Regions from separate parts of the Homo sapiens genome. Here regions 2 and 3 are each linked to region 1. The links are chromatin loops, found by intact Hi-C in ENCODE. Cell type or tissue: dorsolateral prefrontal cortex. All regions are shown on one strand.

Region 1 (8,000 bases):
TCAGGAGGCTGAGGCAGGAGAATGGTGTGAACCCAGGAGGCAGAGCTTGCAGTGAGCCGAGATCATGCCACTGCACTCCAGCCTGGGCGACAGAGTGAGACTCCATCTCAAAAAAATAAATAAATAAAATAAAAAGCCTAACATAGGTCTAATCGGGTGGCAAAGAAAATAGAATTGAAGAAAAGCATTATTTAAAGAGGAAACAGCTGAGAAACTTCCAGAATTGATGAAAGATGTGAATGCAAAGTACAAAGAAATCCAGGCCAGGCGCGGTGGCTCACGCCTGTAATCCCAGCACTTTGGGAGGCCGAGTCAGGCAGATCGTTTGAGGTAAGGAGTTCAAGACCAGCCTGGCCAACATGGTGAAAACCTGTCTCTACTAAAAATACAAAAATTAGCCAGACTTGGTGGTGGGAACCTGTAATGCCAGCAACTCGGGAGGCTGAGGCAGGAGAATCTCTTGAACCCAGGAGGCAGAGGTTGTAGTGAGCTGAGATCGCACCATTGCACTCCAGCATGGGTGACAAAGTGAGACTCCAGCTCAAAAAAAAAAAAAAAAAAGAACTCCAAATATTATAAATAAAAAGAAATCCAGGCCAGGTACAGTGGCTCACGCCTGTAATCCCAGCACTTTGGGAGGCTGAGGCAGGCGGATCACCTGAGGTCCAGAGTTCGAGACCAGCCTGGCCAACACGGTGAAACCCCGTCTCTACTAAAAATACAAAAATTAGCCAATGTGGTGGCACCACCTATACTCCCAGCTACTTGGGAGGCTGAAGCAGGAGAATCGCTTGAACCCAGGAGGTGGAAGTTGCAGTGAGCTGAGACTGTGCCACTGCACTCCAGCCTGGGTGACAGAGACAGACTCCATCTCAAAAATAAATAAATAAATAAAAATAAAAGGAAATACACATCTACGCACATTATATAAAATATAATTGGCAGAATGCCAAAGGCAAAGATCCAAGCAGGATTCACAGGGCATAGTCTTAACAGCAACTTTATTTTTCTCTCCCAATTTGTCCTTAAACCTCTCCAAGTAGGGGTTGACCTGCCCGTTACTGGAGAAAAACTTGGACAGGCCCTTCCACTTCATCATGCTCTCAAAAAGTGGGCGAGGCTGGATGCGGTGGCTCATGCCTATAATCCCAGCACTTTGGGAGGCAGAGGTGGAAGGATCGCTTGAGGTCAGGAGTTCAAGACCAGCCTGGGCAGCATAGCCAGACCCCAAAATCTAAAAAAAAAAAAAAGCTGGGCATGGTGCTACATGCCTGTGGTCCCAGCTACTAGGGAGGCTGAGGCAGGAGGATCACTTGAGCCCAGGAGTTCAAGGTTGCAGTGAGTTATAACCATGCCATTGCACTCCAGCCTGGGCAACAGAGCAAGACCCTGTTTCCAAAAAAAAAAAAAAAGAATCGCAAACATAGCCTCAATTCAGGACCTAAAATCTTAGGCACCCATCCACTGCCAGGGAGGGATAACAAGCTCTCCAAGGAGGCCCACCCCGCCTATGAGGCTTCAGCTGGGGGATGGCAACCCCACCCTCGCCTGGAAGGTGGGATTCGCCACACAGCTCTGTCCAAACCTGTAGTTCTCAACCGGGGATACTTGCCCCCTCGGGGACATTTAGCAATGTCTAGAGACGTTATTGGTGGTCACAACGGGGGCATGCTACCGGCATGTAGGGAACAGAGGCCAGGAATGCTGCTAAATACCCTACGATGCATAGGACAGAGCCCCGGAACAAAGAATTATCCCACCTAGAGCCTCAATAGTGTGAGGTTAAGACAGTGCCCTAAAGCAATTCTCCTCGCTCATTTTTTCTCATCACCAACAGCTGGGGCCTCCTTTTATAAATTCTGATGTAGGTGAATTGCCTAGTACCACCTTATAACTCACAGGACTGTAGATTTGTGATCAAGAGGCAGCTTCAGCCAGGTGTGGTGGCTCACACCTGTAATCCCAGCACTTTGGAAGGCAGAGATGGGAGGATCGCTTGAGGCCAGGAGTTTGAGACAATCCTGGACAATATAGTGAGAGTCCCATCTCTACCAAAAATATATATATATTTATATATTTTTAAATATATATATTTTTAAAATATTATATATATTTATATATTTTTAAATATTTTATATAGATATATATTTTGTTGCCCAGGCTGCAGTGCAGTGGTGCGTTCTTGGCTCACTGTAACCTCCGCCTCCCGGGTTCAAGCGATTCTCCTGCCTCAGCCTCCTGAGTAGCTGGGATTACAGGCGCCCACCACCACGCCCAACTAATTTTTTCGTATTTTTAGTAGAGGGGGGGTTTCATCATGTTGGCCAGGCTGGTCTCGAACTCCTGACCTCAGGTGATCCACCTGCCTCTGCCTCCCAAAGTGCAAGGATTACAGGCATGAGCCACCGCGCCCAGCCTATATATATATATTTTTTTTTAACTGGCCAAGCACAGTGGCACACTCTGTAGTCCCAGCTATTCAGGAGGCTGAGGCAGAAGGATTGCTTGAGCCTGGGAGGTCGAGGTTGCAGTGAGCTATGATTGTGCCACTGCACTCCAGCCTGGGCAACAGAGCAAGACCCTGTCTCAGAAAAAAAAAAAAAAAAAAGGCAGCACCTTGCAGCAGCTGAGACCCAAGTTCCAACTCTGACTTGGGCAGTAACCAGCCTGTGGCCCTGGGCAGAGCCCTTCCCTCCCCAGCTTCAGTTTTCTCATCTATAAAGTGGTAACATAAGCCCCAGGCAGGGGTCACAGCTGAACATCTTGGGAATCATGGTTTGGGTAGGGGTTGGGGGGACATCCTTCTCTGGGTCACTCCTGGGATGTGGCCCTGGGTCCAGCTTTGGGAAAATTAAATAAAGCTTGGAGCATCAGTGTTTTGGGGGTGGGGATTGAACCAGTGTGGTCTGAAGCAGGGGGCGGGGTGTCCTCATGACCCTTCCGCCCCAAGGTTCACAGTACTGGCCTTTGGAAGGCATCTCCATGGCATGGGGTTATGGCGACAACCACTGCTGCAACCCTCCCCCTCCAACACAGTGTCTGTCTCATGTTGAGGGAAGCTCAGAAACCGGGACTTCTAGGCCAGGCGCGGTGGCTCACGCCTGTAATCCCAGCACTTTGGGAGGCCGAGGAGGGCAGATCACCTGAGGTCAGGAATTTGAGACCAGCCTGGCCAACATGGTGAAACCCTGTCTCTACTAAACATACAAAAATTAGCCAGGCACAGTGGCTCATGCCTGTAATTCCAGCACTTTGGGAGGCCAAGGCAGGCAGATCATTTGAGGTCAGGAGTTCTAGACCAGCCTGGCTAACAGGGTGAAAACCCATCTCTACTAAAAATACAAAAATTAGCCGGGCGTGGCGGCAGGCGCCTGTAATCCCAGCTACTTGGTTGGCTGAGGCAGGAGAATGGCTTGAGCCCAGGAGGCGGAGGTTGCAGTGAGCCCCGCTGCACTCCAGCCTGGATGACAGAGCAAGACCCCGTCTCAAAAAAATAAACTGGGACTTCTCTTGCCCCACTTCTCTTTGCTCTGCCTGAGAGGGAGACATTGATCAAACCCTCCAGGTCTGATCGGGAAACATTTGCCTTCTCCTTTTGTGGGGTCCTGGGGTGAAGAACAGGAGGGGAGGCTGGAGGGTGGGTGACACCACGCACCCCTGGGCGGCAAGAGACCCACCAGCCAAGTCTTGCCTGTGATGCCTCCCATTTACCAGCAGGTGTCACCCTCGGCCCTCTCACTGCGGCTTGTCCATTCCACCCTCTGTCCAGACTGGGCTTTAGGGCTGCAAGGCTGGAGACACAGGCCAGCTTTGCACGTGGGAGCAACAACGGGGACCCAGGTGTCCCGGCTCCTAGTCCCAGAGCTCCCTGTCCCTGTTGCCTCCCAGACTTGGTTCAGGCCTCTCTGTGAGTATCCGTGTGTGTCCACACTTCCATCCCTGGGAGAGAGGCCGGCCAGGGCGTGGACATTCATTCCCTCTCTGGGACCGTGCCGGGCCAGGACTGTCCTGGCCTCCCTCCTCCCGCACAGCACTGCCTCCCCTCCCCGCAGGCTGGGCTCCCTCCACAGAGCTGACCCTGGCCTACTTTCTCAGTCCTGAACCCTCCCATCACGTCCCCCTTGCCAACCTCAGCTGGGCAGTCACCCTGGTCCCGCTCCCACTCCCCAAGAGAGGCTGGGAAGTGTTTTGAGACTGAAGTTGGGGTCCAGTGTAAATTCAGAAGGAACATGGTATAGGACGAATAACCAGGATGCTCACTTCTAGAAGCTTCTCTGGAACCTTGGGTAAGGCTGTGGGCCCTTTCTCTGGAGCTACCAGCAAAGGGAAGGACTTGCTGCCTCCAGGGTGGCTCCAGCCCCGTCTAGACCCCCTCCCAGCCACCCTCTCCCGCTGCCACAATTTCCAGCTGGCCCCACGCACAGCTGTGCCTCGGTTTCCCAGCAGCCCCAAGCCTGGAGTTCACCAGGAGCACCTTCACAGCCCCGCACCGGGTCCGCAGCCTGGGGTCCATCATATTCATCACACTCTGGGCCCTGTCCCCCACCCCCAGCTCAGGCCTCAGATCCTGCCTCCAACCCCACACCCCCAGGCCTTTCCAAGTGACCCACACACATGCATGGGCACACACACACAGATACATACACACATACACAGAGACACACATACATGTACACATCATATATATATACACGCACACAGAGACACATATAAACATGCACACACGTACACACATACATGTACACACGTACACACATGCATACACATATACATACACAAACACATACATACACAAACACTATAGACACGTACACAGACACACACAAATACGTACACATACACAAAAACTCATACACATACACAAACACGTACATACACAGACACACAAACACTACAGACACATGTACACACGGACAAATACACATACACACAGACACACATACATGTACACATATACACATGTACACAGGTACACACGCACATACACACGTTACACACAAAGAGATGTATACTCACATACACAAACATGCACATATATACACACAAACAATATACATACACATACACATACACACACGCATATACATGCATATACATCCACACTTGTGCACACATACACACATGCACACACACACACTTTTTCTTCACGGCCTGCAGAGACGCGCCCATCGGGGACTTGATTCACACCTCTCTCCCTAGAGGGGAGTGCTCTGTGTGCACCGCAACATATCTCTAACCTCTTTTTTTAAATTGACAAAAATTGTATCTATTTATGGTGTGCAATATGATGTTTTGAAATATGTATAAAGTGTGGACCAGCTACATCAAGCTAATTAGCATATGCATTACCTCATTTGTCTTTTTGTGGGGAGTGTGCTGAGAACGCTTAAAATCCACTGTCTTGGTACTTTGCAAGTTTAGAACACATTGTTATCAAGGATAGCCACCATGTTGTACTTGGATCTCTTGAACTTAGTCCTCCTAACTGAAATTTTTGTGTGTTTTTTTCCTTGTGTGTGTGTGACAGAGTCTCACTCTGTTGCCCAGGCTGGAGTGCAGTGGTGCAATCAGCTCACTGCAGCCTTCATCTCTGGGCTCAAGCCGTCCTCCTGCCTCAGCCTTCCAAGTAGCTGGGACTACAGGTGTGCACCACCATGCCCAGCTAATTGTTTGTATTTTTAGAGAGATGGGGTTTTGCCATGTTGCCCAGGCTGGTCTCGAACTCTTGGGCTCAAACGATTGGCCTGTCTCAGCCTCCTAGATTGCTGGGATTACAGGCATGAGCCACCACTGCCACCCCCACATCTCTGACTCTCAGCCCAGGGCGTGGCACACAGGTGCCCACGAGTGGCTGTCAGACGGATTGATCAATTCCACCACTGCACAAACTTCCATCTTCAATCTTGCACTCCACCTCAACTGCTCTCCCAGAGCTCCAGACACTGCCAGGTTGCCCCCGCATCCTGACAAACTGTCCTCTTTCTGTACCCTTTCCAAGTCATCTAATTGTCCTCATTTTTGTTTTTTTTTTTTTTTTTTTGTAATTTGAGTTTATTTGACCATCTTGATCCGAAATGTTCAAGCTTTTGGCTATAGTTTTCTTCATTTATTTATTCAATATTTTTTAGTAACTCTATTAATTAATTGATTTCCTTCCTTCCTTCCCTCCCTCCCTCCTTCCCTCCCTCCCTCCTTCCCTCCCTCCCTCCTTCTCTTCTTCCTTCCCTCCTCCCTCCCTGCCTCCTTCCTTTCTGCCCACCCACTTTCTTTCTTTCCTTCTTTCTTTCTTTTTCTTTCTTTCCTTTCTTTCTTTCTTTTTTCTTTCTTTTTCTTTCCTTCCTTCTTTCTTTCTCTTTCTTCTTTCTCTTTCTTTCTCTCTTTCTCTCTCTTTCTTTCTTTCTCTTTCCTCCCTTCCTTTATCTCTTTTTCTTTCTTTCTTTTTCCTTCTTTATTTTGAAGTGGAGTCCCGCTCTGTCACCCAAGCTGGAGTGCAGTGGCGCAATCTCTGTTCACTGCAACCTCTGCTTCCCGTGTTCAAGCGATTCTCCTGCCTCAGCCTCCCAAGTAGCTGGGATTACAGGCATGCGCCACCACGCCCAGCTAATTTTGTATTTTTAGTAGAGTCAGGGTTTCACCATGTTGGTTAGGCTGGTCTCAACTCCTAACCTCAGGTGATCCACCCAGAATTGTTTTCTTTAAAACAACTTTTCTGTACTGGACATGGTGGCTCACACCTGTAATCTGGCACTTTGGGAGGTCGAGGCGGGAGGATTGCTTGAGCTTAGGAGTTCGAGACCAGCCTGGGCAACATGGTGAAACCCCAGGCATGGCGGCACATGTCTGTAATCCCAGCTACTGGGGAGGCTGACGTGGGAGGATCACCTGAGTCCAGGAGGCCGAGGCTGCAGTGAGCCATGATCATGCCACTGCCCTCCAGCCTGGATGACAGAGCGAGACCCTGTCTCAAATAAATAAATAATAAATAAATAAATAAAGCTGTTTTTCTTTCTTTCTTTCTTTCTTTCTTTCTTTCTTTCTTTCTTTCTTTCTTTCTTTCGTTTGTTCTTTCTTTCCTTCCTTCTTTCTTTCTTTTATTTCAGTCCTCTTTACTTGAAAGTTTATCTCTTGTTCAGAAAATAAATATGGGCCAGGTGCGGTGGCTCATGCCTGTAATCCTAGCACTCTGGGAGGCTGAAGCAGGAGGCTCACTTGAGCCCAGGAGCTGGAGATCAGTCTGGGCAACATAGTGAGACACTGTATCTTTTTGGGGATTTTTTGGACAGAGTCTTGCTCTGTCGCCAGGCTGGAGTGCAGTGGCGTGACCTTGGCCCTCGGCTCACTGCAACCTCTGCCTCCTGAGATCAACTGATTCTCCTGCCTCAGCCTCCTGAGTAGCTGGGACTACAGGTGTGCGCCACCACACCCAGCTAATTTTTTTGTATTTTTAGTAGAGACAGGGTTTCACCATGTTGGCCAAGATGGTCTCAATCCCTTGACCTCGTGATCCCCCTGTCTCGGCCTCCCAAAGTGCTGGGATTACAGGCACGAGCCATCACGCCCTGCCTGACCCCCAGTATCTTCTTAAAGAAAAAAGAAGAAAAGAAAAGAAACAAGATATTCTTTCTCCCTAATGCCAGTTCTTCATCTGCGGTCCCCTTCTCTGCACCGTCTCTCTGTCTCCTGGGTGGTCATCTCCATCTTCTCAGACTTACGTCTTTAATGTTTGTATTTTTAATCTTTTAATCCCAGACCTGAGGCATTGATCATCTATCTTCTTAAATCACATTTATTTTGTCACTTTATCATTATTTTAAACCTCTTAACTTTTATCTCTTGTGGAGAGTAACTTTTAAGACCAACTTCATAGCTTTTCATTTTAATTTTGTATTTGCTGATTTTAACTTTGTAATACACATTAGCCCTCTCATTTATAAGGTATTCATCTTATTGGTGCTGCTAGTCTTTTAATTTCTTTTATCTGAACTATTTTTCATGATTAT
Region 2 (8,000 bases), 630 kb after region 1:
GGGCCATGAGCAGGGTGGCCTGAATGAAAACCGAGGGCCGAAGCCAGCCTGACTCCCTCGCCTAAGCTGGGGCTCGGTCCGAGGCACACGCATGGCCTTGGCCAGACACAAACCAAGAGACTGCCATGACAGACAGAGCAGAAACCTCCCGAGCACTGTGTTCAAGCTAAGCTTTCCTAAGACGGGCTTCTCAGGCGAGACGTGACACCAGACACCGTCGCATGTTACTTGGAGAGAACAGAGACGTGCGGGCCACAGCGGCCCACCAAAGGCTGCCATCCAAGCTGAGTTCCGCAGGCCTCACCTGCAGCTGGAGAGGGACCTTGCCCTGATCCTCCTGGTAGGTACCCGCTAAGGGATTCAGGACAGAGCGTCACACTGCACGCAGGGTCCTCCGCCACCACCATCCAAGAACCCCGGGGGGCTGGCCACGCGCTGGCCTCTGCCAAGGAGTGCCAGTGGTTCCCGGGACGGGGCCGCCCAAGCAGGTGAGGGAGGTTTAGATGAATGACTTGGCCAGGGTCACCATGTGGTCCACGCCACATGCCACGTCCACAGGCTCCCCAGGCATCGTCACCTGAAAAATAAGATCCAGCATACCATGGGTGGGGGTGGCGCACCCGGAGGAGACAGGCGCTGGTGTTGGCCGACCCGGCCCTGCCTCTCAGTAGGAGACTCAGTAGGAGACAGCTTGTCTCAGCAGGAGACAGCTTGTCTCAGTAGGAGACAGCTTCTCTGAGCCTCGGCTCCCTACCCTCTGGGAATGGGGGCACTTAGGCCTCCCCAGCAGGTCCATCAGGACAACTGCGTGTGGTCATGAGGACAAGGCCATCCCAACTCCCTCCAGTCAATGGCAGCCATCACCATTCACATCAGCCTGAGAGGGCATGTCGGGCAGGAACATGGGCCTGTGTGCATCCCTGGAACCTGCACGCCCTACAGGGGCTGCTCCCCTCTGACCCTAACCCCACTAGGCTCCATGCCCCCAGGCCAGGTGTTCAGAGATCTCTCCTGGGAGCCACTGCTATGGCTCACTAAGAAGCTCCAGGGGCTGGGCGCTGTAGCTCACGCCCATAATCTCAGCACTTTGGGAGGCCAAGGCAGGCGGATCACGTGAGGTCAGAAGTTTGAGACCAGCCAGGCGTGGTGGCAGGCGCCTGTAATCCCAGCTACTCGGGAGGCTGAGGTGGGAGAATTGCTTGAACCCAGGAGGTAGAGGCTGCAGTGAGCCAAGATTGCACCACTACACTCCAGCCTGGGTGACAGAGCGAGACTCTGTCTCAAAAACAAGCTCCAGAAACCCTGTCTCTTGCCTTGCAGGTCCAGTCTGGGAATCAGGCCCCACTGGCCCAACATCTCCACTCATCTTACCCGTCACCCCCAGCTCCAGTCACAGGCAGGCTGCGTCCCAAGTCACGACCACCAAGCAGGGGCAGTGGCTGTGTCTCAAAGACCCTTGCCAGGAGCCCTGATCACACTGCCTGTCTGGGCTGACAACATGGCATCAGAGGACAGCCCAAGCTTCAAGGGAGCAAGAAGATGGCCTCACTGAGACATGGAGGCTCTAGCCTGTTGGAAGGGCGCCCACTGTTCTATAGCCTCGCCATGGAAACGGACACCCTCAACAACTCCAGGTGTGCCCAGGGCCATAGCCAATCCAGCTATCCAGGAAAGGGGCACTCTGCTTTCTCTTTCTTGTTTATTATGACTAGGCAGTGCATTCACATAGCTGCAAGATAAAAGGACATTCAGTGAAAAAGAAGAAAAAGCTATTAAATGATTTTTATGCCGGGCGCAGTGGCTCACACCTGTAATCCCAGCACTTTGGGAGGCTGAGGTGGACTCCACTTGAGGTCAGGAGTTCAAGACCAGCCTGGCCAACATGGTGAAACCCTGTCTCTACTAAAAATACAAAAATTATCTGGGTGTGGTGGCGCACGCCTATAACCCCAGCTACTCGGGAGGCTGAGGCAGGAGAATCGCTTGAACCTGGGAGGTGGAGGTTGCAGTGAGCTGAGATCGCACCACTGCACTCCAGCCTGGGCGACAGAGCAAGACTCTGTCTCGAAAAAAAAAAAAAAAAAAAAAAAAGTCTTTCATTACCACACCTATCACCAGCTGCCCCAGTCCCCATCTGCCTCTGAACTGAAAACTACTTTTAACTGATTTCTTATTAACTTTCCAGAGGTTTGTTTTGTTTTTGTTTTAAGAGACAGGGTCTAGGCCAGGCGCAGTGGCTCACGCCTGTAATCCCAGCACTTTGGGAGGCCGCGGTGGGCAGGAGTTTGAGACCAGCCTGGCCAACATGGTGAAACCCCGTCTCTACTAAAAATGCAAAAATTAGCTGGGCATGGTGGCAGGCGCCTGTAATCCCAGCTACTCAGGAGGCTAAAGTAGGAGAATTGCTTGAACTCAGGAGACAGAGGTTGCAGTGAGCCGAGATCACGCCATTGCACTCCAGCCTGAGCAACAGAGCAAGACTCTGGCTCAGAAACAAAAAAGAGGCAGAGTCTCACTTTGTTGCCCAGGCTGGAGTCTAGTGGTGCAATCACTGCAGGCTTAACCTCCTGGGCTCAAGTGATTTTCCCGCCTTAGCCTCCCAAGTAGCTGGGACTACAGGCACGTGCCACCATGCCTGGCTAATTTTGTTTGTTTGTTTGTAGAGACAGAGGTCTCACTATGTTGCCGAGGCTGGATTATAGAGACACAATCATAGCTCGCACTACAATGTCGAACTCCTGGGCTCAAGCTATCCTCCCACCTCACCCTCCCAAGTAGCTAGGACTACTGGCATGCACCACTATGCTCAGCTTATTTTTGTATTTTTTGTAGAGACAGGGTCTTGCCATGTTGCCCAGGCTGGTCTCGAACTCCTGGGCTCAAGTGATTCTCCTGCTTCAGCCTCCCGAAGTGCTGGGATTCCAGGTGTGATCCCCAGGCCTGGCCTTCCAGAGGTTCTTTATGCAAAGAAGCAGATATGCATCTCTCTTTTTTTTTTTTTTGAGACGGAGTCTCGCTCTGTCACCAGGCTAGAGTGCAGTGGCGCAATCTCAGTTCACTGCAACCTCCGACTCCCTGGTTCAAGCGATTCTCCTGCCTCAGCCTCCCAAGTAGCTGGGATTACAGGCATGCAGTACCATGCCCAGCTAATTTTTGTATTTTTCGTAGAGATGGGGTTTCACCATGTTGGCTAGGATGGTCTTGATCTTCTGACCTCGTGAGCCACCTGCCTTGGCCTCCCAAAGCGCTGGGATTACAGGCGTGAGCCGCTGCACCTGGCCTTCTCTTCCTTTCTTAAGTGCCAACTGCAAAGAAAGTGACCCTGCCTGGCTTGGCCGGAAGACCCCTGCCAGGATGCTGGCACTTGATCTACTGACCAGATCCGAATTCGACCACCCTCCCCTGGTGGCAGCATGCAGCCAGGTGGTGTGACAGCTGGAAAGGGGATCTGTCACAGTCTGTGGAGTTTACCGAGCTTAAGAGGGAAACCGCCTAATCCAGATGGCCTGGCCCTAAAAGCCGAGAGGCGGCAGGCGCCGACCCCGGAGCTTTGCACCTACGCCAGGAGACAAGACCATTAGGGACTCCTGGCCACAGCAGATGGATGCTAGAAACCAAGTCATGCTGTCATCCCCCAGCCCTGTCCCTAAACAAATGAATGTCTTTAGCAGAACCTATTACAGGAATCACTAAACAAACAAGAACGGGGCCCAGTGAATCGCAAAGGCACGTCGATGCAGAAAGCCTGAGAGGCTGGCCGGAGAAGAAAACAGGCTGCCTCTGCAGGGACTGGGCCCCGACCGCCTCTTAGCAACCTCCCCAGCCATTAGGGAGCACTTTATTTACCTTTCCCGGGACAGTGCGCTTCCTCACGGCTGCACTTAAGCCCCCAGGTCCTTGCTCCCCGAGGGCTCTGGCCATTCAAGCCCAAAGCAAAGGAAGCCACGATGGTCTCTGCTGCGGGTGGCCTGGGCAGCAAGGGCCCGGCTCCTGGGAGCCAGCCCTAGGGACCAGCGGGAGGCTCCCCAAGGTTCCAGCTCCCCCTGGCGGACAATCTCACACGGTCTCTGAACTGAGTCCAAGAGGAGACTGCCCTCAGCCATGTTTTATTTTTGTCCTAGGCAAGGTTAAATGGCGTTTTTCTTCTAAGCCAATTTACACTCACAACTCCGCTGCTGAGGGAAACAGTTCCAAAAACCAGAACCATATTTAGCCTTGGTGACTCTCTTAAAAGTCTCAGCAGAATCCATTTAGGAACATCCCTATCCACAATTACAAGTTGCTAAAACGAACGCCCACCAGGTGAAAGACGGGGGTGCGGGAAGAAGGAACCCTGGGCGGTGAGTCCTTCGTGGGGACAAGAGAGCCAGAGAAAGGGAGACTACTCCGGCGCCCAGCTCTGCAGTTCAATGGCACCAGCTTTTCTATTTTTTTTTTTTCAATGAGACGGAGTCTCGCTCTGTCACCCAGGCTGGAGTGCAGTGGCACGATCTCGGCTCACTGCAACCTCCGCCTCCCAAGTTCAAGCAATTCTCCTGCCTCAGCCCCCCAAGTAGCTGGGATTACAGGCATGCGCCACCACACCTGGCTAATATTTGTATTTTTAGTGGAGACAGGGTTTCACCATGTTGGCCAAGCTGGTCCCAAACTCCTGACCTCGTGATCCGCCCGCCTCGGCACCCCCAAAGTGCTGGGATTACAGGCGTGAGCCACTGCGCCCGGCCGCTTTTGTATTTTTAAATTTTTGTTTAGAGACAAGGTCTTGTTCTGTTGCCCCCGGCTGGAGCGCAGTGGTGTGATCATAGCTCACTGCAGCTTCCAACTCCTGGGCTCAAGTGATCCTCCTGCCTCAGCCTCCCAGGGAGCTGGGATTACAGGCACACGCCACTGCACCTGGGTCATTTGTTTTTTGTAGAGATGGAGTCTCACTATGTTGCCCAGGCTGGTCTTGAACTCCTGGCCTCAAGCAATCCTTTCGCGTCAGCCTCTCAAAGCGCTGGGATTATAGGCGTTGAGTTACCATGCCTGGCCTGTGCCCGGCTTTTAACTTGTACTCCTCTCCTGCATTGTGAGAACCACCTAGGTGGGTACATACACAGATGAATAAATAAAATTATATATATATATTTTTTGGAGACAGAGTATCACTCTGTCGCCCAGGCTGGAGTGCAGTGGCGCAATCTCGGCTCACTGCAACCTCCGCCTCCTAGGTTCAAGTGATTCTCCTGCTCAGACTTCTGAGTAGCTGGGATTACAGGCGTGCACCCCCACGCCTGGCTAATTTTTGTATTTTTAGTAGAGACGGGGTTTCGCCATGTTGGTCAGGCTGGTATCGAACTCCTGACCCCATGATCTGCCCATCTTGGCCTCCCAAAGTGCTGGGATTATAGAGATGAGCCATAGCGCCTGGCCAATAATTAAAAAAAAAAAAAAAAAAAAAAAAAGAACCACCGGCCAGGAGCAGTGGCTCACACCTGTAATCCCAGCACTTTGGGAGGCCGAGGCAGGTGGATCACCTGAGGTGAGGAGTTTGAGACCAGCCTGGGCAACATGGTGAAACCTCATCTCTACTAAAAATACAAAAATTAGCCAGGCATGGTGGCACATGCCTGTAATCCCAGCTACTGGGGAGGCTGAGGCAAGAGAATCGCTTGAACCCGGGAGGCGGAGGTTGCAGTGAGCCCAGATTGTGCCACTGTACTCCAACCTGGGTGACAAAGCAGGACATCGCCTCAAAAAAAAAAAAAAAAAAAAAGAACCACCACCTAAGACCCAGGGCTATGGAAGGAGTCGTATAAGCGAGGCTAGAAGTCAGCGAGCTCCCCAGCTTGTGTCTCCAGACCCCACCGGTCCTGACCTGCAGGGCCCACGGGGAGGGGAAGCACCGTCTACAGGCAGAGTCGCAAGTTCAAATTATACCCAATGAGCTCAGGGGCCGTGAGACCTGGGGCAAGCCCCTTCGCTCCTGACTTCCGTGTCCCCGTGTGCACACTGTGGAGGGAGAAACCCCACCCTCAAGGTGTCTGGAGGATGAGAGAGAATGGACATCACGTGCCCAGCACGCTGTCCATGCCCTGCCCTCCCCCGAAGCCAGGCTGGAATGTTTGTCTGTGGAAAGCCAGGGCGCTCCCTGGGGGATGAGGGGTGAAGGCCACTCCACACCCCCTCGCTGCCTGCTGTAGGTCTGTGGCACTCCCCCTTAGGTCAGAGGGTCTTGGAAGGCCAGACAACGCCTGGTCAAATGTTCCGTGCCACTGCGTGCTGCCTTCTCTCCACACCAGCTTCAGGCTCGCCCAGGGAGGTGGGTGGCCGTGGAAAGACCATTGTCTTAAAAGTCAGATGTAACTGAGTCCAAATCCTGGCTCTGACTCCAACTTAGATATGTGACCCTGGGAAACCACTGAACCTCTCTGAGGGATGAGTCTCAACGTGTAGCAAAAAAACATGTCCTGGAAAGTTTCTGGAAGCAGAGGTTTGAATCAGGTGGCTCAGATGTCACCTCCCGGGCCCACATACTCAGAAAAGGCCAAATTCTGCAAGTCTAAGAATAACTAGTTGGTACCAGTGTATGAGCTACAAGTAAAGTTTTACTCTTTTTTTCTCTTCTTTTCTGGAATACTTTTTAAATGATGTAATATATCCCCTACGGAAGATTAATTTGAACATAGTTGTTTTAAAGAATAAAGATCACCCAAGCCAGTGACTCACCCCTGTAGTTCCAACATTTTGTGAGGCCAAGGTGGGAAGACCACTTGAGGCAGAAGTTTGAGACCAGCCTGGGCAACATAGGAAGACCTCATCTCTCAAATAAATAAAATAAAACAAATAAATATAAATAATAAAATAAGCCGTGTGTGGTGGCACATGCCTGTAATCTCAGCTATTCCAGAGGCTGAAGCAAGAGGATCACTTGAGACCAGGAGGTTGAGATCAACACATAAGACCCCGTCTCTTAAAAAAAAAACGAAAAAAAAATTATTTGGGTGTGGTGCTGGCACATGCCTGTCATCCCATCCCACATCTCAGTTACTTGTGGGGCTGAGGCAGGAGGATAGCTTGAGCCTGGGAGTTTGAGGCTGCAGTGAGTGTGATCACACCATACTCCAGCCTGGGCGACAAAGCAAGACCCTGTTTTCAAAAAAAAAAAAAAATCCTGGGCAACACGGCAAGACCCCATCTCTACAAAAAATACAAAAATTAGCAAGGTGTGGTTGTGCAAGCCTGTAATCCCAGCTACTCGGGAGGCTGAGATAGGAGGATCACTTGAACCTGGGAGACAGAGGCTGCAGTGAGCCGAGATCCTGTCACCACACTCCAGCTTGGGTGACAGAGCAAGACCCTGTCTAAAAGAACAAACAAACAAAACAAAGAAAAGAAAAATCACTTGTAATTTTTTTTTTAAGTGAGTCATCAGAAGGGACTGGACTCTCCCACCCCAATCCAAAGAGGACAGGGGTCGAGGCCACTCCGTGCACAAACCCTTAGGGGCTCCCTGAATGTGCAAGAGGAAGGACAATGGTTTGGCGCCAAATGCCGCCGTCACGGGGACAGGCTGGGGTGCTCTTTTCCCAAAGGCACAAATGTGTTTAAAAAGCAAATGATAGCCAGGCGTCGTGGCATGCACCTGTAATCCCAGCTACCAGGGAGGCTGAGGAAGGAGAATCACTTGAACCCGGAAGGTGGAGGTTTCAGTGAGCTGAGATCATGCCACTGCACTCAAGCCTGGGCAACAGAGCAAGACTCCATCTCAAAACAATAATAATAAAATAAAAATAAAAATAAAAAGCAAATGACCAGAAGGACACTTGGTGTGTGGCGAGCCAGGGCAAGTGACCCAGATGGAATGTCAACGGGATCGGGCTCCGGCCACTCCCTGCCCGCACAGGGACCAGCGCTTTGCACATGCCCTTATGGCAGGGGCAACGTGACCTGAGTCAAATCTCAGGCTGATCACTCTGATTTGAAGGAAATGAGGGCGGGGGGCAGACCCTCGTCAGCGT
Region 3 (8,000 bases), 220 kb after region 1:
TTCCAGGCCAGCCTGGCCAACATGGTGAAATCCCAGCTACTCGAGAGGCTGAGGCAGGAGAATTGCTTGAACCCAGGCAGCGGAGGTTGCAGTGAGCCGAGATCGTGCCACTGCACTCCAGCCTGGGCGACAGAGTGAGACTCTACTAAAAATATAAAAATTAGCTGGGCGTGGTGGCGCATGCCTGTAATCCCAGCTATTGAGGAGGCTGAGGCAGGAGAACCGCTTGAACCTGGGAGACGGAGGTTGCAGTGAGCCGAGATTGTGCCACTGCACTCCAGCCTGGGCAACAGAGCGAGACTCTAAAAAAAAAGCCATCCACTATCCACTATTAATTAGGTCTTACAAAGCTGCAAAATAATCATACGCTCTTGTACACCATACAATTTAAAAAAAAATTTTATTATAGTAAAATACATGTAAAATTAATCATCTTAATCATTTCTTTTTTTTTGAGATGGAGTCTTGCTCTGTCACCCAGGCTGGAGTGCAGTGGCACAATCTCGGCTCACTGCAATCTCTGCCTCCCAGGTTCAAGCGATTCTCCTTCCTCAACCTCCCGAGTAACTGGGACTACAGGTGCATGCCACCACACCTGGCTAATTTTTTGTATTTTTAGCAGAGATGGGGTTTTACCGTGTTAGCCAGGATGGTTATCTTCTGACGTCGTGATCCACCCGCCCCGGCCTCCCAAAGTGCTGGGATTACAGGCGTGAGCCACCACACTCGGCCCATCTTACTCATTTCTAAGTGTACAGTTCAGTAGCTTTAAGTGCATTCACACTGTTGTGCAACTGACCCTCAGAACTCATTTCGTCTTGCAAAACTGAAACTCTATACCCATTGAACAACTCCCCATCCTCCTTCCCGTTACCCCTTGGCAACCACCAGAGACTTTCTGTCTCTATGAACGTGACTATTCTAGGTACTTCTTATATAAGTGGAATCACACAGTATTTGTCTTTTTGTGCAAGCAAATGATTTTTTTTTTTTTGAGATGGAGTCTCACTGTGTCGGCCAGGCTGGAGTGCAGTGCCCAGGCTGGAGTGCAGTGGCACGATCTCGGCTCACTGCAAGCTCTGCCTCCCAGGTTCACGCCATTCTCCTGCATCAGCCTCCAGAGTAGCTGGGACTATAGGCGCCCCCCACCACACCCGGCTACTTTTTTTGTATTTTTAGTAGAGATGGGGTTTCACCATGTTAGCCAGGATGGTCTTGATCTCCTGACCTCATGATCCGCCTGCCTCGGCCTCCCACAGTGCTGGGATTTGGCCTTTTTTGTGTGTGTCGAGAGAGAGAGAGAGAGAGGGTCTCATTCTGTTGCCCAGGCTAGAGCGCAGTGGTGCAATCACAGCTCACAGCAGCCTCAGTCTACAGGTCTCAAGCGATGCTCCCACCTCAGGCTCCAGAGTAGCTGGGACTACAGATACATGCCACCATCCCCAGCTAATTTTTTAAAATTTTGTGTAGAGATGGAGGGTCTCACTATGTTGCCCAGACTGGTCTCAAATGCCTGGCCTCAAGCAATCCTCTCACCTCGACCTGCCAAAGGGTTGGGATTAAAGGCATGAGCCATCGTGCTCAGCCAGGAAATATTTTTAACCATAATTGTGTTGCATCAAATTCACAGCCAGAAAGCAGAAATCTGAAAATTCGAAGCTTAGCAATAAGTACGTAAACCACACACACACACACACACACACACTCATACATACACACATTCACACATGCATACACACATTCACACATATACACACACATTCACACATATACACACACGCTTCCTATAGAACTGAGCTCAGGACAAAATCCAACTGTGAGGGCCACTGAAGGCCTGTTTTGCAAAACGGCTGCTCCAGTTTTTTTTCATCTGGATGAGCAGAAGAGAAAGACATGCTTGTGGGCCAGGCGCAGTGGCTCACGCCTGTAATCCCAGCACTTTTGGGGGGGCCTAGGCAGGTAGATCACGAGGGCAGGAGTTTGAGACTAGCCTGATCAACATGGTGAAACACCATCTCTATTAAAAACACAAAAATTAGGCAGGCATAGTGGCGCGTGCCTGTAATCCCAGCTATTGAGGAGGCTGAGGCAGGAGAATCGCTTGAACCTGGGAGGCAGAGGTTGCAGTGGGCTGAGATTGTGCCACTGGAGTCTGGCCTGGGCAACAGAACGAGATTGCACCTCAAAAAAAATTTTTTTAAATACAACTAAAAAATACAAAAATTAGGCTGGGCGCGGTGGCTCACGCCTGTAATCCCAACACTTTGGGAGGCCGAGGCGGGTGGATCACCTGAGGTCAGGAGTTCAAGACCAGCCTGGCCAACATGGTGAAACTCCATCTCAACTAAAAATACAAAAAAATTAGCTGGGCGTGATGGTACGTGCCTATAATCCCAACTACTTGGGAGGCCGAGGCAGGAGAATTGCTTGAACCTGGGAGGCAGAGGTTGTAGTGAACCGAGATCACGCCACTGCACTCCAGCCTGGACAGCAGAGTGAGATGTGCTTGTGGCCACTGGGAAGGGTCAAAGTCTTTCAAGTTCAAGTAGGGACCTGCAGAGAGGTTTCTCACGGCACAGCATGGAGCTGAAACAGGTCGTGAAACCAGATCAGACCCAGGGCCGGGGTGTGCGAAGGAGGCCTTGGGGCTCAGAGCTCTCGCCTGAGAATTTCACACAAGACTCGTCCCATTCTGCAGGTCTGGATTTGAGGATTTGCTCCTGGGCTTCACTGGTTATCTGCACATCGGTGCCAACTGGCAAAGGTCAAGGTAGGCTGGATCCAGGCTGGAACCAGCAGGTGCCCTGAGGACTGCGACAGGAAGCCAATTAGGAACAACTTCTTATTGTCTCCTTGCTGAAAACCACAGAGTTCTTATCTTCTGAAAACTTTGCTCTGGGCTGGAAGGCGTGGCTGGTTGCCCTGCTGGTATCAGGGCCACAGTGGGAACCAGTACTGGCCATTGGACTAAGTGTCCTTTTTTTAATTAAAAAAAAAAAAGTTGGATTATTTTATATACAGTATTAGTCCCTCTCCTCTCTCCTGCTTAATTTGTATTTAATTTTCTCTTTTTTTTTTTTTTTGAGAAGGAGTCTCTCTCTGTCGCCCAGGCTGGAGTGCAGTGGCATGATCTCGGCTCACTGCAAGCTCCGCCTCCCGGGTTCACGCCATTCTCCTGCCTCAGCCTCCCAAGTAGCTGGGACTACAGGTGCCCGCCACCATGCCCGGCTAATTTTTTTATATTTTTTAGTAGAGACGGGGTTTCACCGTGTTAGCCAGGATGGTCTCGATCTCCCGACCTCATGATCTGCCCGCCTCGGCCTCCCAAAGTGCTGGGATTACAGACGTGAGCCACCACGCCCGGCCTATAAAAAGTTGTATTATTATATTTTTAAAATTTTTTATTTTATTTTAGTGTGTTTGGCAGAGTCACCCAGGCTGGAGTGCACTGGCACGATCTCAGCTCACTGCAGCCTCCATCTCCCAGGATCAAGCGATTCTCCTGCCTTAGCCTCCCGAGTAGCTGGGATTACAGGCACCCGCCACCACACCCAGCTAATTTTTGTATTTTTAGTAGAGATGGGGTTTCACCATGTTGGCCAGGCTGGTCGCAAACTCCTGACCTCAGGTGATCCACCCGCCTCGGCCTCCCAAAGTGCTGGGATTACAGGCATGAGCTACCATGCCCAGCCCTCCTGGCTAATTTTTATATCTTTAGTAGAGACAGGGTTTCACCATGTTGTCCAGGCTGGTCTTGAACTCCTGACTCTCAAATACAAAAAATTGGCTGGGCGCGGTGGCTCACACCTGTAATCCCAGCACTTCGGGAGGCCGAGGCGGGTAGATCATGAGGTCAGGAGATCGAGACCATCCTGGCTAACATGGTGAAACCCCGTCTCTACTAAAAATACAAAAAATTAGCCGGGTGTGGTGATGGGCACCTGTAGTCCCAGCTACTCGGGAGGCTGAGGCAGGAGAATGGCATGAACCTGGGAGGCGGAGCTTGCAGTGAGCCGAGATCGTGCCACTGCACTCCAGCCTGGGCAACAGAGTGAGACTCCATCTCAAAAAAAAAAAAAAAAATAGTCCCAGCTACTCAGTAGGCTGAGGTGGGAGGATCACTTGAGCTAGGGATGTCAGGGTTGCAGTGAGCTGACATCTTGCCACTACGCTCCAGCCTGGGCTGCAGAGCAATACCCTGTCTAAAAAAGAAAAAAAAGAAGAAAGTAAGCAGGCAAGCAGGTCAGTGATTGCCAGGGCCTGGGGTGGTGGGTGGTGAAGAAAATTAACTAATGAAGAGGGGCACAGGAAACTTTCTAGAGCAATGGAAGTGTTGCATATATTTTTTTTTGACGGAGTCTTGCTCTGTCGCCCAGGCTGGAGTGCAGTGTTGTGATCTCGGCTTACTGCGACCTCCACCTCCTGGGTTCAAGCCATTCTCCTGCCTCAGCCTCCGGAGTAGCTGGGATTTCAGGCACGGCATGCGCCAGCACGCCCGGCTAATTTTTGTATTTTTAGTAGAGACAGGGTTTCACCATGTTGGCCAGGCTGGGCTCAAACTCCTGACCTCAGATGATCTGCCTGCCTCGGCCTCCCAAAGTGCTGGGATTACAGGCATGAGCCACCGCACCCAGCCCTGTATCTTGATTATGGTGGGGGTGACACGGGTGAGTGAAAATATTTGCTAAGGCTCCTTTAAGTAAACACATAAAAACGAATGCATTTTATTCTGTGTAAATAAAATACTTGAATAAAGTTGTTAAAAAAAAAAAAAAGCAGCAGCAGCTTAGTCCAGCTTCCCTGAGTGGGTGGTGTAATTTCGCCTGGAAGCGGAGGCTGGAATGACAGGCATCTTGGCCAACGTGTTCAGCACAAACCAGTCAACTGGCACAGAGGGCCCATTGTGATCAGACCACAGACTCTTCAGACAGAGCTGCATCTTCCCCTGCGCCCCGGCCAGCGCTGGCTGTGTGCCATTCCCTCTGCACCCTGTGCACCTTGACACAGTAGATCTCTGCACAAGCCCTTCTCTTTGCCTCCTTACCCCCTACCCTCCACCTTCTTCACCAGGAAAGTTCTATGCATTGTTCAAATGCCCCCACTCCCCACCTCCTCTGGGCTCTTTTTTTTTTGAGACAGAATCTCACTCTGTAGCCCAGGCTGGAGTGCAGTGGCACAATCTCGGCTCACTGCAACCTCCGCCTCCCGGGTTCAAGTGATTCTCTTGCCTCAGCCTCCTGAGTAGCTGGGACTATAGGCATGTGCCAACACACCCGGCTAATTGTTGTAGTTTTAGTAGAGACGGGGTTTCACCATGTTGGCCAGGCTGGTCTCAAACTCCTGACGTCAAGGGATCCGCCTACCTTGGTCTCCCAAAGTGTTGGCATTACAGCGATGAGTCACCATGCCCGGCCTTTGGGATCTTATGACAGGTGCCCTAGTCAGACTATATTATGACCTGTTTACAACTCTGTCCCCCAACAAGTCTGTAAACTATTTCTTTTTCTTTTTTTTTTTGAGACAGAGTCTCACTCTGTCTCCGAGGCTGGAGTGCAGTGGCGTGATCTCGGCTCAGTGCAACCTCTGTCTCCCAGGTTCAAGCGATTCTCCTGTCTCAGCCTCCCAAGTAGCTGAGACTACAGGTGCCCACTACCACGCCCAGCTAATTTTTGTGTTTTTAGTAGAGACGTAGTTTCACCATGTTGGCCAGGCTGGTCTCAAACTCCTGATCTTAGGTGATCTGCCCACTTCAGCTTCTCAAAGTGCTGGTATTCCAGGCAGGAGCCACCATGCCCGGCCTCTGGGCTCTTATTACAGATGCCATAGTCAGATTGTATTATAACCTGTTCACAACGCTGTCCTCCCACAAGTCCGTAAACTTCTTGAGGTCACAGATGGTACCATTTTTATCTCTGCATCCCCAAAGCACCTAACACATTCCCTAAAACACAGCAATAAAACATTCCTTGCATCCTTGTCAAGCAATGGTGTCAGCCCTTTACACGCTTTGTTTATTTATTTATTTATTTATTTATTTATTGACGGAATTTATTTAGAGACAGCCTGTTGCCCAGGCTGGAGTGTGATGGTGTGATCATAGCTCACAGCAGCCTCGAGCTCCTGCACTCAAGCAATCCTCTCACTTCAGCCTCCTGAGTAGCTGGGGCCACGGGTGTGTGTCTCCAAACCCAGCTAACTTAAAAATTTATTTTTTGCAGACAGAGGGTCTCCCTATGTGGCCCAGGCTGATCTCAAACTCCTGGGCTCAAGCAGTCCTCCCACCTCAGCCTCCCAAAATGTGGGGATTACAGGCATGAGCTACCGGGACCAGCTAATTTTTAAAATTTTTCTTTTTCTTTTTTTTTTTGAGACGGAGTCTCGCTCTGTCGCCCAGGCTGGAGTGCAGTGGCGGGATCTCGGCTCACTGCAAGCTCCGCCTCCCGGGTTCACGCCATTCTCCTGCCTCAGCCTCCCAAGTAGCTGGGACTACAGGCGCCCGCCACTACACCTGGCTAATTTTTTGTATTTTTAGTAGAGACGGGGTTTCACCGTTTTTTAGCCGGGATGGTCTCAATCTCCTGACCTCGTGATCCGCCCGCCTCGGCCTCCCAAAGTGCTGAGATTACAGGCGTGAGCCACCGCGCCCGGCCAAATTTTTCTTTTTTGTAGAGATGGGGTCTCCCTATGTCGCCTGGGCTGGTGTCAAATTCCTGACCTCGAGTGATCCTCCTGCCTTGGCTTCCTAAAGGGCTGAGATTACAAGTGTGAGCCACTGTGCCTGGGCAACTCAAGTCCCCTTCACCTTCAGTCATTCAGTCAACAAACACCAAATACTTGCTCCACACTAGGCATGCCCCAGGCCAATGAATGAGGCTTGGTCCCCGCCCTTAGTGAGCTTATATAAGAGGAAGACTCACAAACAGTGGGCTTTTTGGATGGAAACATGAATGAATGAATGAATGAATGAGTGAATACAAGCTGCCTTTCCTCTCCACTGCTGTCTGGGTGATCACGCAGTATGTGCGGCAGGTGCCTATCCCGTCCCATTCCACGTCCGCTCTGGAGGGTCCTAATCTAGGACACCTTAGCGTATCTCATAGATGGCCAGCTATGGATCTAAGATTCATTGGGCCAATGGATTTGTACTTTTTTGGTGGGCTAATAGTCACAGCTGTGTCTCTCTATTTTATTTTATTATGTTATTATCTTTTATTTTTTATTCTTTTTTGAGACAGGGTCTCTGTCACCCAGGCTGGAGTGCAGTGGTGTGATCTCAGCCCACTGCAACGTCTGCCTCCTGGGTTCAAGCGATTCTCGTGCATCCACCTCCCGAGTAGCTGGGACATCCGGCTAATTTTTGTATTTTCAGTAGAGACGGGGTTTCGCCATGCTGGCCAGACTGGTCTTGAATTCTAGACATCAAGTGATTCACCTGCCTCGGCCTCCCAGAGTGGCAGGATTACAGGGGTGAGCCACTGTACCTGGCCTGTTTTTGTATTTTATTATCAAAATCTAGTGGATTTTATTAACTAGGCTTATGTTGAGGGCCGGACGCGGTGGCTCATGTCTGTAATCCCAGCACTTTGGGAGGCTGAGGTGGGCAGATCACCTGAGGCCAGGAGTTCAAGATCATCCTGGCCAACATGGTGAAACCTCGTCTCTACTAAAACTACAAAAATTAGCCTAGCATGGTGGCACGTGCCTGTAATCTCAGCTATTCAGGAGGCTGAGGCAGGACAATCACTTGAATCCGGGAGACAGAGGTTGCAGCAAGCCGAGATTATGCCACTGCACTGCAGCTGGGGCGACAGAGCGAAACTCCGTCTCAAAACAAAAAAACAAAAAACAAAAAAACTAGGGTTATGTTGGCATCGCTTGCTTTTTTTTTTTTTTTTGAGACAAGGTCTCGCTCTGTCACCCAGGCTGGATTCCAGTGCTGTGATCATAGCTCACCACAGCCTCAAACTCCTGGGCTCAGATGATCCTCCCACCACAACCTT

What was found. Peaks named below come from ENCODE experiments on the same cell type or tissue, not always from the same donor. Only the 100,000 strongest peaks of a DNase experiment are listed, where the experiment ranks them.
Region 2: a loop joins it to region 1, with 4 times the contacts of the local background. A loop is called at or near these places in 23 of 110 quality-filtered maps.
Region 3: it touches region 1 in a loop (6-fold over the local background); 2 of 110 quality-filtered maps call a loop at or near these places.

Annotation. Positions count from the first base shown.
Region 1 is chr7:74,413,854-74,421,853 of GRCh38, forward strand. No RefSeq gene overlaps it. Among named protein-coding and RNA genes, the nearest start is that of GTF2IRD1, 36 kb to the right of the region's middle. RefSeq lists a silencer at 3,643-3,772. In dorsolateral prefrontal cortex, CTCF peaks have their summits at 3,710 (motif pointing right) and 3,912; a DNase peak (open chromatin) is centred at 3,738.
Region 2 is chr7:75,042,533-75,050,532 of GRCh38, forward strand. It overlaps RCC1L (RCC1 like), which reads right to left. Exons shown (of 11, transcript NM_030798.5): 11 at 1-577. The coding sequence ends at 500. Among named protein-coding and RNA genes, the nearest start is that of RCC1L, 27 kb to the right of the region's middle. RefSeq lists an enhancer at 3,367-3,866. In dorsolateral prefrontal cortex, CTCF peaks have their summits at 4,041 (motif pointing left) and 4,242; a DNase peak (open chromatin) is centred at 4,039; H3K4me3 peaks cover 596 bases; H3K27ac peaks cover 1,469 bases.
Region 3 is chr7:74,630,969-74,638,968 of GRCh38, forward strand. No RefSeq gene overlaps it. Among named protein-coding and RNA genes, the nearest start is that of GTF2I, 23 kb to the right of the region's middle. In dorsolateral prefrontal cortex, no CTCF peak of the experiment used is centred here; a DNase peak (open chromatin) is centred at 4,903; H3K4me3 peaks cover 1,067 bases.